Linked DNA regions of Homo sapiens: region 2 is linked to region 1. Evidence: read pairs that join two places in POLR2A ChIA-PET (ENCODE). Cell type or tissue: Caco-2. All regions are shown on one strand.

Evidence for each region. ChIA-PET counts read pairs that join two places held together with the same protein. Peaks named below come from ENCODE experiments on the same cell type or tissue, not always from the same donor. Only the 100,000 strongest peaks of a DNase experiment are listed, where the experiment ranks them.
Region 2: POLR2A ChIA-PET joins it to region 1 with 11 read pairs; 2 of 35 experiments call an interaction of 5 or more read pairs at or near these places.

The regions. Positions count from the first base shown.
Region 1 is chr2:112,637,989-112,640,488 of GRCh38, reverse strand. It overlaps LOC107985934 (a long non-coding RNA gene), which reads right to left. Exons shown (of 2, transcript XR_001739642.2): 2 at 643-1,529. Among named protein-coding and RNA genes, the nearest start is that of SLC20A1-DT, 4.9 kb to the left of the region's middle. RefSeq lists an enhancer at 1-56. In Caco-2, no CTCF peak of the experiment used is centred here; no DNase peak of the experiment used is centred here.
Region 2 is chr2:111,658,596-111,661,095 of GRCh38, reverse strand. No RefSeq gene overlaps it. Among named protein-coding and RNA genes, the nearest start is that of MIR4771-2, 110 kb to the left of the region's middle. In Caco-2, no CTCF peak of the experiment used is centred here; a DNase peak (open chromatin) is centred at 1,495.

The DNA of each region.
Region 1 (2,500 bases):
AGAGCTTGCTGGGCACAAAAAGCTGAGTTTTCAGGGAGGGAGTAGGGCCTGGGGCTGTACCTCTGCTTTCCTGGTCCAGAAATTCAGGTGTTTGGGGCACTCAAAGAGAGGCTTCTGCTATTGGGAACTGCCTCATGGGAGACTGAGGTTCTGAGCAGAACCCAGTTTCTTCATTTTCCGTGGGGAAGTCTATCTCCAATGATGGGACCCTCTAGCCCTCTGCCTAGAGCCTTCACTCCACCCCAGACCTGCTGAATGAGAATCTGCATTCTAACAAGATCCCCATATGATTCATAAGCATGCTGCAGTTTGGGAAGCAATCACAAGAATGACTCTTGCTACCTGGTAAGTTTAGAAACAATATGTTAACACATTCCGTTTCAGTCAGATGTTCAAAAAACACCACTTTTTTCTATTTTAAGTCCTGTTTTTCTGAGCAAGCATTCCTACTGTTCTAGGTAAGGGATAGTTTAGCACATGGGACCTGGGGCCAGACTATTAGAAATTAGAATCTTGTCGACCATTTACATGCTATGAGGTTGGGCAAATTGCTTAACTTCTCTGTGCCTCCCATTCCTCTGTAAAGTGGAAATAATAGGGTTGTTATGAGACTTAAATAAGTAAAATGCATAGCACTATCCCTGGCATTTAACAAGCATTTATTTGAATATTAATTGGGTTTGGGTATCCCCCAGTTTTGTTATTTTGTTTTTATTTGTTTATTAATTTTTTGAGACGGAGTATTGCTCCATCATCCAGGCTGGAGTGCAATGGCACAATCTCAGCTCAATGCAACCCTTGCCTCCTGGGTTCAAGCAATTCTGCCACCTCAGCCTCCTGAGTAGCTGGGACTACAGGCTCCTGCCACCATGCCCAGCTAATTTTTGTAATTTTAGTAGAGACAGGGTTTCACCATGTTGTCCAGGCTGGTCTCAAACTCCTGACCTCAAGTGATCCACCCGCCTCGGCCTCCCAAGGTTTTCAGATTACAGGCGTGAGCCACCCTGCCCAACCCAAGTTGGTTGGGTTTTTTGTTTTGTTTTGTTTTGTTTTTTTGTCACAAGGCCTCACTCTGTTGCCCAGGTTGGAGTACAGTGGTGCAATCTCAGCTCGCTGGAGCCTTGACCTCCCAGGTTCAGGTGATCCTCCTTCCTCTGCCTCCCCAGTACCTGGTACTACAGTTGCATCCCACCACGAATGGCTAATTTTTGTATTTTTTGTAGAGACTGGGTTTCACCATGTTGCCCAGGCTGGTCTCGAACTCCAGGGCTCAAGCAATCCACCCACCTAGGCCTCCCAAAGTGCTGAGATTACAGCCATAACCCACTGCACCCGGCCTAATTTTGTATACACCACCTTTACCATCTTTTAGGATGAAGTGCTTCTGTGGCTGGTCTCATCCATTTAGCATAGATTCTTGCCAGTTTTATTTTCCAAAAGTGATTTTCTTCCTGGGGGCAACTTACTGTTGCCCCAAAATATATCCATTTTAGGACTGTTCATTTATTCAACCATTCAGCACCTACCACCTGCAGGGAATATGAAATTTTTAACTGTGACCTTGAATACTGCCTCTACCTTTTATTTTGTTTTTTCACTCCTCCCTCTCCACCCATTTACCTCTCCCTTTTTAATGATGGTTATAAAATCAAATGTTAACGCTGATTTATAAAAACCATATATGTGTATATATATATATATATACACACACACACACACACACACACACACATATATATAGATATATATAGGACTCACTCTCCTGTTTCCAGATACCTTCAAAGGCATTGTTTCATTTTATCTTCACATCTGTGTGATGTAGGCAGAGCAAGTATTTTTTTTACCCTATCACAGGGAAATGAGGGTCTGAGAGCCTGCAGTCGGGCAAGTAGCAAGTTTTAGAGTAGGGCCTGGAGTCCTGCACGGTGGGCCCTGGCAGGCAATGCGTGAGAGACTCCAAGTCTACTATACTTCCCACCACCCTGTGTTAACTCCCCATTTAAGCCAGAGGAGTGACTTACAGGTATGGGGATAGGGATGGGACATTCAGGCCAGAGAAGGGAGAGAAAGGGACAAGGGAGAGAGTACTTCATGCAGTGACTTCAATTGCAAATACCCTATTCCATTGTCCCCACTAGAATTCATATTTATCAGACTTGTATTCTGATTATTTCATAATATATGGGCACCGAAACAACCAGACTAATAGGGGAAATAGTTTAGGGCAAGAGGAGCTCAAGATTTTTAAAAATTATTATAAAAATAATACATGCTCGCTGGGTGCAGTGGCTCATGCCTGTAATCCCAGCACTTTGGGAGGCCGAGGCGAGTGGATCACCTGAGGTCAGTAGTTCAAGACCAGTCTGGCCAACATGGAGAAACCCCGTCTCTACTAAAAATACGAAAAATTAGCCAGACATAGTGGAGCATGCCTGTAATCTCAGCTACTCAGGGAGTCTGAGGCAGGAGAATTGCTTGAACTCGGGAGGCAGAGGTTGCA
Region 2 (2,500 bases), 980 kb after region 1:
GTGTTGAGTTAGGAGAATAAGCTAGAGAATCACATGCTGGGTTTCAAAAGGAAAAATGGTCTTAAATAAAACTGTGTGTTTTCCCAGTGAATTTGTGGAAAGAACGTAAAATCCCCCATTATTGGTCTCTGTTTTAACGAAAGAAAGGGAAACTTTATTTAAAGGGCCTGTCGACCATATCAGCAATGTGTGGGTAACATCAGTGAGCATAGGAGGGAATCATCTAGGGCAAACTTAGCTTTCAAAATGGGCCTGGTGTGGTGGCTCATGACTGTAATCCCAGTGCTTTGGGAGGCTGAGGTGGGAGGATTGCTTGAGCCCAAGAGTTTGAGGCTGCAGTGAGGCATGATTGTGCCACTGCAGTCCAGCCTGGGTGACAGAGCAAGACTCTCTAGAAAAATAAATAAATAAATACATACATAAAAAGAGTAGGCCCTTTGAGTCCCAAATCAATTGCCTAAGTATGCTACCTTATAAGGTAGTCTATTAAACCTTTGTGAAACGATTATGCTAGCACTGATTGTCGGGCACACACTGCTCAGTGGGGATTCCCATGTGTTCTGCCCCACACGTTACTGATGATGGGCCTTTCAGAATTGTGTTTCAAAATATTTCCATCTGAGCATTATGCCTTATGCTGGCCATGTGAACACCTTATTTAAGGGAAGGAGAGAGAACTGCATTTTGAGTTTCTCATCGTGTATTTTCAACCCACTGCAGGCTAGATTATCTGCCCCTCAGTATTAAAATTACGAGGTCTCAACCCCTCTTGATGCTCTATTAACAATCTGGTACCATGTGGAACACAATCAGGAAGCCTCTGAGCTGGAGAAAGTGTGCGGTTATTGTTATTGATTGCATCAAAAGACAGGCATGTGATCAGGGAGAAGCTGGTGAGGAGGAAAGGCGAGGCTCCTTCCAGGGCCTGGGAGGGGTGAAGGGCCTGTCCGTCCAGCACGGATTCTCTGGCACCAACTGGGTGTCCCACACCTCAGTTCAATTCTGATGTTAACTACCCAGAGTTGGCGCAGACCCCACAGGTGAAGGGGCTTGGCAAGACTGTCCTCACTTCAGGCACCAGCTGTAAGTCCTGGGTCTCCAGGCTACTCATACTTCTGTCCAACTTGGCTACAAATTTGAGAGTTCCCATGACCTCCCTTCTGGTTGGATGGTTTGCTAGAATGACTCACAGAGCTCAGGAATGTGCTACAGGTTACAACTACAGTTTTATTATAATGGATACAAATGAGCAGCCAGATGGAGAGATGTAGGGCAGCAAGGTCTGGGGCAGGGGTGGGGGCGGGGACAGCGGCAGGTGCAGGAGCTTCTGTCCCGCTGGAGTCAGGGTGCTGCACCCTCCCAGAGAGTCAATTATGTTCACCAGCCAGGAAGTCCCCAAGCCTCACTGTTGCAGTATTTGTCCAGGGTTTCACTAAGTAGGCATGTGTGATGAAATCATTGGCATGTGACTGAACTCAAATTTTCAGCTCCCTCTGCTCCCTGGAGATCAGGGCGTGGGGCTGAAACCTCCAACTCTCTAATCACGTGCTTGGCCTTTCTGACGTGGCCAGCCTCTCCCCTGAAACTATGCGAGGGCCACCTCCTTTGTGCAAACTCAGGTAGGAGTTGTATAAGGGGCTGTTTCTGAATAACAAAGCACAGTGGAATCACTCAGGAAATGCGAAGGGTTTGGGAAGCTCTGTGCCAGAAACCATGGACAAAGACAAACAGGTATTTTGATGAGACCACAGCACAAGTTTGTTCATCACAGAGTCCTGGGTTCAGATCCTGGCTTCTCCTTGCTGGGTGAGGCTCTGCCCTCTCAGAACCTGATATGCTTCCTAAGTAAGGTGAGGGGACTGACAGGACCTGCCTCTCAGGGTTGTTGTCCAAATTCAGTGGGTAAGGCTGAGAAAGGCTTGATGGGAGATCAAGCAATGGCAGGATTCAGGGTGGCAGTGGTGCTGCGGTGAGGGGTACGCACAAACACCACGCTGTGGACGCAGACCCCAGACAGTCCTTAAAACGCTCAACACAGAAGTCTAGGACAGAAAACTTGGTCAACATTTGGAATTTACTGTTTTTTTTTTTTGTTGTTGTTGTTGTTTGGTTTTGGTTTTTGAATCAGAGTCTTGCTCTGTTGCCCAGGCTGGAGTGCAGTGGCGCAGTCTTGGCTCACTGCAGCCTCTGCCTCCTGGGCTCAAGTGATTCTCCTGCCTCAGCTTCCTGAGTAGCTGGGATTACAGGTGCATGCCACTATGCCCCCTAATTTTTTTATTTTTAGTAGAGACAGGGTTTCACCATGTTGGCCAGGCTGGTCTCGAACTCCTGACCTCAAGTGGCCCACCCACCCTGGCCTCCCAAAGTGCTGGGATTATGGATGTGAGCCACCACGCCTGGCCTTGGAATTTACGGTTTTGAGAGAAGGTCTTGCTTGAAAATCCAAATAGTTTGAAAATTGATGAGAAGGATAGTTGCTGACACTAAGACTGAGCCCTAA